2 separate regions of the Mus musculus genome follow, and region 1 is linked to region 2. The links are chromatin contacts, found by Hi-C or POLR2A ChIA-PET in ENCODE. All regions are on one chromosome and are shown on one strand. Each heading gives the region's core, a stretch centred on a gene start or an enhancer-like site at or near the end of the contact. The rest is flanking DNA. Distances are from core to core; before and after follow the strand shown.

Region 1 (5,482 bases), core at 2,920-5,419, 76 kb before region 2:
CAAAGAGAAACTGGATAACTGCCTGGGTCATGGGTATGTATGAGATCATTTGTTAATTTATTCACTTACTGAGACCGGAGCTCACTGTGTAACCAAGGCTGGCCTTAGCCTCCTCAGTGCGCAGTGTACAGGTGCATACCACCATGCCGGGTGTTAACATTTACTAGAGTTTTTACCTATAGTTTTTTCCTATTTTATTTGTCCATTTATTTATTTGTATATTCTATGTGCTCAGTACAGTAGTCAGCCTACGTTGGGTTTTGAGGTTTGAATATGGCCAGCGTCAGCAACTGTTTCTTGAGAACAAAGCTGGCTTTCTGTGTCTTACCCTCTTGAAGAAGGCTTTCTACCCACCAGATTGATGAATTAATAAAAAAGGGGAAAACCATTTGCTTCCACCTGTGGGGCTTTCTCTTCCCTTTGAGGAACACAACAGACATTTCAAATCAGTTAATCTAGACAGTGTGTCAGTCTCTGCTTTTTTGCCTCTGAAGGTCTTTAACTTCACCTTCGCCTGCTTGCCTCCCTGTCTGTCACGTGACTCCCCTTCCCCCACCTTGCTTGGGTGCCTGCTTGCATGCACACTGGTTTAGATTATATCATGGTTCATAACCTCGCCTCTCTGCACTATGCCAGCCGTTATATCATTATTTCACAAGAGCCTGTAAGCCTCTAGCCTGGCTGCTGTAGAGCTTGGCCTTTGTTTTAATCTCCCCAGTTTGTTTGTTTGCTTGTTTAATTTTTAGCACTGTGCCTGACCTGGGTTGGGTCTCAACGTGACCAGCATCAGCTCTGTCTCCCTCTTAGGGGACAGCCTGCCTCCTAGAGCTTAAGACAGTCAGGTAGCCAGGGTAGAGGTGAGGGGCCTGTTCCAGCAGCCTACGACCTTAGAGCACTGAGCACAGGACATATTTTTAAGAACCCGGCCCCAGCTGAGCGTGGTGGCACATGCCTTTAATCCCAGCACTTGGAAGGCAGAGGCAGGCGAATTTCTGAGTTTGAGGCCAGCCTGGTCTACAAAGTGAGTTCCAGGACAGCCAAAACTATACAGAGAAACCCTGTCTTGAAAAACCAAAAATAAAAAAAATAAAAAAGAACCAGGCCCCAACTTGGTGTGTCAGTCTCATTTGTAATAGAAGTTAGCCACAGAGCATACTGCTGGAAAATGGAGTACTCTCTTTCCCAAACTCCTTCTGTTGAAAGGGACCTAGTCTCCATCATTGGTTTGCTTCCACTTAGGTCTCTATGGTTCCAGCTTCCTCCCTGTAAACATTTCAGTTCCTCTACAGGGATCAAAGATCAACTGATCTTAAGCTTATCTGTCTTCACGCTGCAGGATGTTACGCCACTGTAGAAAATCTGTGCCTGACTGTGGTAGGGTTGAACCTTTGTCTCAGTCTTCCCAAGGAAATGAGCCAGCTCTCTAATTAGGATGAGTAACTTCCTGGGCTGCCTGTCTGCACCGGCCAAATAGGGGGTGGAGGGTAGTGGGGAGTGGGGTAGAAAGTGATGAATCTGGCCCCAGGCACATAGCCCCAATGCAGGCGCTCCAGAAGGGACAACTCTGTATGAAATAATCTTTCCCTGAACTCAGAGACTCATCTGGATGTCACTGTGGTCCCACAGAGTGACCAGGACAGATGAGGGGAGCTGTTCATACTATTAAGAAAGGCAATGGTCATTTTAAAAGTACAAATAATTAACTATTCAAACATCTCTGAAGCCAATGACTTTATAAATTACTGTAGAACTGAAAGTTGTGCCTGGAGATAGAGTACTTGGAGGCCAGCCTAGGCAAACAAGATCTCTGTCTCTGTCTCTGTCTCTCTGTCTCTCTTTCTATCCACCCCTTTTGCTTTTGATATATAGCCCAGGTTGGCCTCAAAGTCATGGCACTCCCCTCCTTAGCCTCCCAAACTGAGATTGCATATCGGGATGGCCTTGAACTCTATGCTTCTGCTTCCCAAGTGAGTTCTGGGGTTAATTTGCTACCACGCTTGAATTTTTTTTTTTTTAAAGACAGATACTCTCTCTGTAGGCTAGGTGAAGATGCAGAGGCGGGGCCAAAAGGAAGGGTCTTGGGAGGCCAAGGAAAGGGAGAAAGCAAGGTCTATGTAGTTTAGAGTAGCGTTGAACTTGTGATCTTCCTGTTCAGCCACCTGAGGGCTGGCATCACAATTGCATGTTACCTTGAGGGTGGAAATGAGGATGTAATGTTCTTTGTACACATAAGGCTCAAGTTTCATCTCTAGAACTGGGAGGAAAGGACTGCAGTGTGTGTGTGTGTGTGTGTGTGTGTGGTGTGTGTGTGTGTGTGTTTGTGTGTATGTGTGTGTCTGTGTGATGTGAGTTTGTTGTGTAGTGTGTTTGTGTGTGTCTGTGTGATAATTTTGTGGTGTAGTGTGTCTGTGTGTGTCTATCTCTGTGTGTGTGTGATGTGTATAGTATGTACTTTTTATGGTATAACTATCCCCAGGGTGGTGCTTGATTCAACAGGAGCATATTTGTGTTTCTTCTCTTGAGTTGAACAAAATTGTTATGCCTGTGTAGTATCCACGGTCTCTGGGGAACTTCAGAGATCAGCAGGGGTTCCAGAGGACTGCTGGAAGAGAACAAGTAGTTCCCATGCCTGGGAGAAATGAAGAGACCAGACAGGACTGTTCCTTGGCAAGATGTGCCAGACAGCCAATGATGCTGTAGCCCCTTGTACAGATGCTCCTGGTCCTGGGCCCTGCCCTGATTTGTCACTGTTCCCTCCCTCCCTCCTCTCCCCCCCCTTTTTTCTGCAGTGCTTGGGGATGGAGCCTAAGGCTTTGCCAATGCTAGAAAAAAATGCTTTATCACTGAGCTGCAACCCCTACCCCCAGCCCCAGTCCCACCTTCTTTTGGTCAGGTTGTGGCTCCAAGCAGAGTCCCTGGCCTGTGCTCTGGTCTGGAGAATATACCCATACTGTGATTTGCCCTCTTGAATAAGATTTTATCTCTCTCAGGGTAATAATTTAATAAAAGAGGGAGAAAACATTTGCTTCCACCTGTGGGGCTTTCTCCTGCTTCTGAGAAACAGAATGTACAATTTAAATCCGATAATCTGAGATAAGGTGTCTGCAACTGCCTTTTGCCTCTTAAAAATGCCTTTTATTTCAGTCCAGGCAGGAAAGAGATGAAGTGTCATGTCTGAAGAGAGATTCTGGGGGCGGCAGAGTCAGGCAGGACACACAAATGGCGCCATATTGCTACCTGGCCAGACTGTTCCACCACACGTCTGATGAAGTCAGAAAAATGAAGGGTACCCAGTTCTGGGAATGGGCGCTCAGTGGGAAGGTGGTTTTTTTTTTTCTCTTCCACCCCCCCCCCCAGGCTCCTTCAGCGGTCATGGCTTCAGTCTAGTTTTTGCCATACACGGAGGCTAAAGCCAGTGTGTACACAAGCAGGAGGCCATGCAGGGAAAACAAACAACGATTTGCTGGGCAGCAGAGCAACCGATGGCAGTGGGCAGACAAGGAACTGATGGTGATGGACAGACAGTCAGCCCGTGGTGTAGATCCCAAATGTCGCCTTCTCTCCCTAGGATACCTGCTTTGGCCAGCCTTTTTTCCCCCCGTTGTACATGCACACCCCTTTGCTCACTGACATGCAGACCGACATAGCTGCGGTCCTGAGGCCTTTTGCAAAGACGCAGAGGCAAGGCCTCAGGGAGTTGGGGAAGCTCTAGAAGCTAAGGAAATGGACATCTGCGGCCTTAGGGGAAAGGAGAGAACAGTGGGTGGGGCAGGTCCCCCAGGAGGTGAAAGCAACGAGAACTGGTATTATCAAGTGTCGATGAGAGAGGATGAACTAGCCAGGCAAAATGAAGGTGTACAATCATACTCGCCTCGGGAAAAGGCTTTCAGAAGAGAGCTGGGGAATGGATGAGGTGATATGTGGCGGCGGCTATTTAGGATACCTGATGCAGGCTTACTGAGAAGATCTTCCAGCAGGATCTACGGAGGGGTTCTTCCTACTTGTTCCGGCAGCTGCCTTCTGGGGCTAATGTATTCCCCTCAGGCCGCTGCTTGCGGTTCAGAAACTGGCAAAGAGAAGATCGCTGCAGCAGCTGGGGCTGCTACCACCGTCCATGCCCGTGGGCGGCGCCGCTGTCCGGGCTCTGGTGCTGAAGCAGCGGCAGCGGTGGGATCTTGCGCATGCGTCAGCTCCAGAGGCCAGTCGCTGGGCGGGGCCGAAGAGAAATCCGCCAATGGACAGAGGGCAGGAAGGATGGAGGGGAGACAGGGACACGAGCTGCGGCAGAGCCGCAGCATGGGGGGCTGGGGGTTCGTTGTCACGAAGGTTGTAGGCTGCAGTACAGGCCTCTCTACCCTGACCAGCTCTCATCATTGTCCTTAGTAATATGGCCAGACCGTCCCTCCTGGACGCCTTGTACTTTTTACAAGAAACTAAAAAGGAACAACCCGGGTAAAATCCTCCCAACTTGAACCCCAGGCATCCACACTTTGTAACGCAGGGAAGCAGAGAGGTTGGGTCTCATAAATACCCTTATTTCTCTAGGCTTCTCTCAGTGTTCTGTCCTCCCGAGGGAGAGATGGGTATCTGCTCGAGTTGGGTCACTCCTCCCATTTTGGACCTGGCTCTGAGCCTGCGGCCTCTTCCTACATTAAAGCCTCTTCTCGAATCTTTTAAGTGCGCAACAAGGGATAGGGGGAGTGAGAGGAGGAGGGATGCCCAGCCCCTTTCATGCAGTTACCACCACTCTCCACCTACAGAGAGACCTGATAGCCACCCACTTCGGAGCACTTGCCAGCCCCGACGAGGGACTAGCTGTGAAGGAATTGAGGTGTTGGTCGGAAGGGCAGGCCTGGCTAGAGAACTGTAGTTGAATTATAGTGAATACCAGAAGTAGGAGAAGCCTCAGTGTAGAGGAGTCCTTGGTAGATTTGGTTAGGCAAAAGAAAAAACAAAAAACAAAAAACAAAAAACAAAAAAACAAAAACAAAACAAAAACAAAAAAAAAAAAAAACAAAAAAACTTCACAACAAGCAGGCTGTTTTGGGCCTGGCTGTGCTGTGCATGGAGGTGACAAGCTAGAAGCAATGGGCTGAGGAGAGTCAGACTCAAGAGATTTGGCTTAAAGATATCCCTTAATTGTGTCCAAGTGCTGGTCTAGGCAGGCACGGGTTCTAGAGCCCGGGCTGAGTGGATCTGGAGGTTTAGAAGTAAGTGCCTTGAGTGACTTACAGTTGGCTGCAGAGATAAAGGCAGCCTTAAATCAGTGCCAGGAGGCCAGGGTGTGGCTAGACCTAGGAGATGGTTGATAGCACCTCTGATCTACAATTTGTGGCAGAGAAAGGGCAGGGTACAAAGAGAGACATTTCTTTCGAATAGCTTTAAAGCAAGCTTCCTGGAGACAGTGGAGCTGCGGCTGGCTGGGGAGGTTTTGGAAATGTGAAGGCATGAAAGACAGGCAGAGCATGCTTCACCTGGAGTG
Region 2 (5,628 bases), core at 2,414-4,913:
CACCTGTGTCTTTGGAAAATGAATAGGGACGCCCTCCCTATCCCTCCCAGGGCCTGACCTCACAGGTCCCTGGCCACAGAGTAAAGCTAAGACCTGTTCATTCATACAACTAAAGCCTGGCCTCTGTCAGGTAGTCTCCCTGTCATAGCTACACTGGATACCATCAGGGTGGGATAACCACACCCCGGGGCAATGCCCTGACATCAACCCATTCCCCAAAATCCCATACTGCCCTTCCTTCCTCAGACCTCCCAGGGATGTAACTTTGTGGAGATGAGGAGCCAGACTGAGGGGAACTCACTGAAGCGGGTGTGTGGGCTCAGTCAGAGCCAGCAGGGCCCACTGGGCAAGTAACCACAGTCAGTACCCATGAGCCCACAGGGAAAGCCCACCTTCAGTTCTCCTTTTGCCAGGTCGGGTTGCAACTGAGCAAATGGGAAAGAATTGCAATCCTGCCTCCTGAAGGGGCCTCTGAATGGCTTCTCAGGCAGGTCTGCATACCCACTTGCTTGCTTTCAATCTGATGCCCCAAAGGGCTGGTTCTACGCCCTGGAGATAGGTTAATCTGTGGCCACAGGGGGAAGTACAGAGGAAGAGTTGATGCCCTCCCTTGGGCACTGGATAGGTAAAAGACACCTGCGTTCCATCCCTGTTGTGCCATAGGGCCAGGTTCCCTTTTCACTCCTGATTTCCATTTGATATGGAGAAGGGTCCTCACCCCTCAGGAGCCCCATGGTTGACTCAGTAGCAGATCCTCTGCTGACTCACCCCACCCCCCTTGCACTCACCCCCCTCCCAGCTCCCTGCAGCTCCAAGGCACGTGCCACTAGGCTCAACCCTCAGGAGCTAGCAAGTACAATGTGACAGGGTGAGGGGGCTGGTGACACTTGAAGAGGAAAGGAGGGGGCGGGAGGGGCAGTTACAGACAGACAGACTTGCACACTGAGGCACCTCTGGGAGGAAGCCCTTTTGCCAGCCTGGGGCCTGCAGGAGGAGAAGCTGGGCGGGTGGAGGGAGGAGTGTGAAGCGCCTGCCTGCCCCCTGCCTGTATAGCTCCTTCTCCTGTCAGCCTTCAGCTCCCTAAGCGACAGCTTCTAATTCCGGCTGTTGGAGCCTCTGTGCTCCACAGTGAAATCTCTGGGTTTTTTTTTCTCCCCCCAGCTTTTGCTGTTTCTTTTCTGTTCAGAACATAGTGAGCCAAGGGTAGAAAGTCAGAGCAAAGGCTCTAGGTTCTGAAACCTGGGACTCACTGCCCATCTGGGAACTCAGCACAGACCAGAGTGAGGCTCTGAAGACTTGACCAATTTTCCCACTACACCCCACCCCCAAATACATTGTTTCCTTCCACCATAGGCAACAGGGGCACAGGCAAAGCTGAGCTGGTTCAGGGAGGCACTTGGGAAGAGGGGCTGGGGAGGTGGGGGAGGCTTGATGCTTTTTTTCATGGAGGTGCACAGCCTAGCCTTCCTCTTGATCCCAAAGGCAGAAAAAAAAAAAAGGGAAGAAAGCATTTTTCTCTCACGATGAAAACAGGGAAAACTGAGTCCTAAAAGGACAAAAGCCTTTCTTCTGCTTAAGGAGTGGGAGCATGCCTGTCACCTTCCTGGGAGTGGAGAGTGTCACCTGGATGCTGATGGGACGGACTTTGAGGTCCCTCTAAATGGTGCTTCTCCAACTGGCTCCTGACCCTGTGTGGTGCAGGCGGAGTTTCTGTCTCTGCTCCCTCTGCACAGATGGGACTGTGCAGGCCTGGGTTGACACTGCCAGTGTATGACACAGGCTGAGACCTAACTCTCCTGCCAAGAAATGCGTGGGGGCTCAGTTCACCGACTGTGCACTTAGTAATATGCCTCACAGGACAAAGGGGAGCATGAGTCCCTGTTGTATGGTCTAGCCCGAATCCACTCCTAGGCCATCCTGGAGCCTAGGTAGTCCAGAAGACACAGATGCTCCGGGGCCTCCCCAGCCCCTGCTCCCCGGGGCAGAGCACTCCTCACAGAATCCTCAGGCGTGTCCCGCAAAGCAACCAGACTGGACACCCCCTCCATTCTTCACTGGACTTCCTTTCTCTTACAGCATAGGACCCCTGAACACAACCCTCCACATTGTGTCTGTTGGGTGCCTTTGTCCCTGTAACCCCTCTGCCTGGCCGTCTTCCTTGTTTCTTAGCCTGCGTCTCTCATCCTTAAAGGACTAACTCTGCTGTTGCCTTCAGAGGATCTTAGTTCCCTCTCCTTCCCATCATTTGTCCTTCCATCCAATGGCTGTTTTGAGTTTGCATTTAGCAGATGTTCTCAGTCCTGGGTTCGTCTTCCTGACTGAGAAGACAAGTCTCATTCATTCAGTTTGTGCATCTGTGTTTCCCATTGCTGGAAACACAACCATAGGGTCTCATGTAGCCCAGGCTGGCCTCAACCTAACTGTAGCTGAGGATGATCTTGGAACTTCTGAGCCTCCTGCCTCCATCTCTCAAGTGCTGGGTTGTTAGCTTATAGCACCACACCTGGCTTCATCCTGGGAATGAATCAAACCAATCGTTTCGTGTATACTGGGCAAATACTCGACCAGCTGCGAAAAGTCCCTAGCTCTTCACTTATTCTACAAATAAACTCCATTTCAACTATTCTCAAGCCCTTTCTCTAGTCCTGGGAGCTTGTGGGGCACTCATTGTAAGACTCTGCTAGGCCTTCAGTATTCCCCGTCTCTAGCGCCCATGAGCTGATTGTCCAAAGGAAGTAGGTTTTCCACACATCTGATTGAAAAAAAAAAAAAATCTCAGGCTGTCTCCTTTCTGTAGGGGCCAGGTCTAGCGCTCTGTGGCCTAAAGATGGTTTTGTGCTCAAGAGAACCCAGCCCTGTCAGGGAATTCTTGCTTGTGTCTTTTGTCCTTTCCTAGACCCTAACTAGCCCATCTTTGAGGAGATAGGAGGTAGTGCCTGGGAAGTCCAAATGCCTGCATACTCTCGGGTCCTAAGGCACCTGCCCTGGGTCAGAGCGGCCAGTGTCTAAGTCAACTTGCTCCACAGCGACCGATCAACCGTGGAGCTGGCACGCGGGCGCGCTGTCAGGTTTGGAGACGTCTGAGATTGGAGAATGCACCCCCGCCCTTCTCTGAGTGAGCGCGTGCGGGAGGCACAATTGTGTGTGGCTGTGATTCGCTGCACTTTAGATGGCAGTTATCAGCCAGACTGAGCGCCCTCAGTCCGGAGCACAAATGCCTCATACCCCAAATTACTTTTCCTCTGTCTCTTGCCCACCTCAAGCTGGTGCACTGTCCAGTCCTGTCCTCGTGGGGTCCCAGTCCCTTTAACCTAAAACCGATGGCAGGAGCTCCCGCCAGTTTCTAAGCAGCGGAGGCTACCGATTCCGGCGGAGGCGGGGGGCGGGGAAAGATGACTGAGACTTTAGGATTGGCCCCGCCGGGTGCATGTGGCCCCCGGCGAGCAGCCTCCACCCCCGCCCCGCAACCGCCGCCGCATTCCCAGGGGAGCGCGGAGGAGGAGCCGCTCCCCAACTTCGTGGCCCACGAAGGGGTGGGGGTCAGGGGCGGTCTCCCTTGCCCTGTCCGTCTCTGCCCCGAAGGTGCAGTCTGCTTCCAGAGCAGCCATTGCCATGGAGACCCCTGAAGCTATAAAGCCAGGTATCTAGGCGTCGGGCACCTCAGGAGCCGCCGAGCCCCCCAAGTAAAAAAGCAAGCGTCCCGGCCCCCGCAAGAAAGGAGGAGGCGGGGAGAGGCTCTGGGAGCTGGAGGAGCGGCGCTCCCCGCCGAGGCAGGAGGCAGGCGCGCCAGGCGGGAGCCACCCGCTCAACAGGGGAGCAGGGGCTGCCCGGGGTGCGGGTGAGTGGCGTTGCTCCAAGCCACGAGGGACCAAGGGGCGTCGGATACAGGGAAGAGGGCCCAAGAGTTGAGGAGGCCGAGCTTGGAGCTTGAGCGGGAGTCGAAGCAGCCAGCAGCCCACACCTCCAGGCGTGGGGGGCCAGGGAGGAAAAGCAAGACGCCCTGGGAGCGGCGAGGCAGCCGAGCGGTAGGGAGACCTGAGCGGGAACTGCAGGACACTTGGTTGCAGCCACCTACACGCCGCTTGGAAAGAGCGGTACCGGTGTCCGGGCCGGGGCCGTAGCCCCGTGGGGTGAGGGAACAGGGGCGCCCCCGTGCGTCGGACTTCCGGGGCGCGGCGGCCGGAGCCATGCTCAAGCCCAAGGACCTGTGTCCCCGAGCGGGGACGCGCACCTTCCTTGAGGCCATGCAGGCCGGCAAAGTGCACTTGGCCCGTTTCGTGCTGGACGCGCTGGACCGCAGCATCATCGACTGCCGCGCAGAGCAGGGCCGGACGCCGCTTATGGTGGCCGTGGGGCTGCCGGACCCCGCGATGCGCTCGCGCTTCGTGCGACTGCTGCTGGAGCAAGGTGCAGCCGTGAACCTGCGGGACGAGCGGGGCCGCACTGCACTCAGCCTGGCCTGCGAGCGAGGCCACTTAGACGCCGTGCAGCTCCTGGTGCAGTTCAGCGGCGATCCGGAGGCGACGGACTCGGCGGGCAACAGCCCGGTGATGTGGGCGGCGGCGTGCGGCCACGGGGCGGTGCTGGAGTTCTTGGTGCGCTCTTTCCGCCGCCTGGGCTTACGCCTTGACCGCACCAACCGGGCGGGCCTCACCGCACTGCAGCTGGCTGCCTCCCGCGGCCACGGGACCTGTGTGCAAGCCCTCACCGGGCCTTGGGGTCGGGCAGCCGCTGCGGCAGCGGCCCGGGGTTCCAACTCCGACAGTCCCCCTGGCCACCCTGCCCCGGCGCCCAGCCCAGAGCGGCGACGACCCAGTCCCCGTCGTTTACCGCGCCCTCTTTTGGCACGGTTTGCGCGAGCTGCCGGCGGCCACGGTCACGGTCACGGCCATGGCCACGGCCACGGAGGCGAGCTTGCCTCTGCTGGCAAGGGCTCGGTCCGTTATAGGGCACAAGGCAATGAGAGACCAGAGTTGGGCCGGAGCATGAGCCTAGCTCTGGGTACCATGACCGAGGAGGAGACAGCACGCCTTAGGGCAGGAGCTCTGATGGCTCGACCAAACTCACCCCAGTCTTCGGGGAGTGGGCGGTGGCGTTCGCAGGAGGTGCTGGAGGGAGCGCCACTGGCCTTAATGCAAGCCCCGGTCGGCCTTAGTCCTCATCCCGAGGGCTGCCCCGGCTCTGGCCGCCTGGGTTTGCGCCGACGGTCCACAGCTCCAGACATCCCCAGCCTGGTCGGGGAGGCTTCAGGGCCTGAGAGTGGCCCAGAATTAGAGAACAACGCTCTGCCTTTCTCAGTGCCTGGGCCAAAGCCTTGGCAGGCGGGCACAGAGGCTGTGGTACTGCAGGCTCAGCGGTAAGGAGCACGAAGGTCGCGCCCTGTAAAGTTCACTCTGTCTCTAGCTACTGAGATGTCTCCCATTCTTCCAAGTCCTCCCTTTCTCTGCAGTTTTCTGCCCACCCTTTGTCCCCACTGCTAAAGGGAGATTTCCTGTAGTCCTCCACCAGATGTAAGAAAGAGATCCCATCTTTTTGCTCTTTGGTATTTCCCACGTAAATCTCCCACCTTCCTCCAGCTTGATTTCCTTGTCCTGGGGGAAAAAGGAGGTGTGAACAACGGCTGCTTCT

Evidence for each region. Hi-C counts contacts between places; a loop is a spot of excess contacts on that map. ChIA-PET counts read pairs that join two places held with the same protein, here RNA polymerase II (POLR2A).
Region 1: a loop to region 2 is called in a map of gastrocnemius, with 2.2 times the contacts of the local background. The contact joins the promoter of Disp2 here to the promoter of Ankrd63 in region 2. A Hi-C loop is called at or near these places in 2 of 37 maps with a recorded cell type or tissue (both gastrocnemius). POLR2A ChIA-PET finds 5 or more read pairs at or near these places in 1 of 5 experiments (embryonic stem cell).

Annotation. Positions count from the first base shown.
Region 1 is chr2:118,778,406-118,783,887 of GRCm38, reverse strand. It overlaps Disp2 (dispatched RND tramsporter family member 2), which reads right to left and starts at 4,169. Exons shown (of 8, transcript NM_170593.3): 1 at 3,944-4,169.
Region 2 is chr2:118,701,998-118,707,625 of GRCm38, reverse strand. Ankrd63 (ankyrin repeat domain 63) reads left to right here and starts at 3,663. Exons shown (of 1, transcript NM_001081971.1): 1 at 3,663-5,628. The coding sequence starts at 4,188. The coding sequence ends at 5,360. It overlaps Plcb2 (phospholipase C, beta 2), which reads left to right. Exons shown (of 32, transcript NM_177568.2): 32 at 1-109.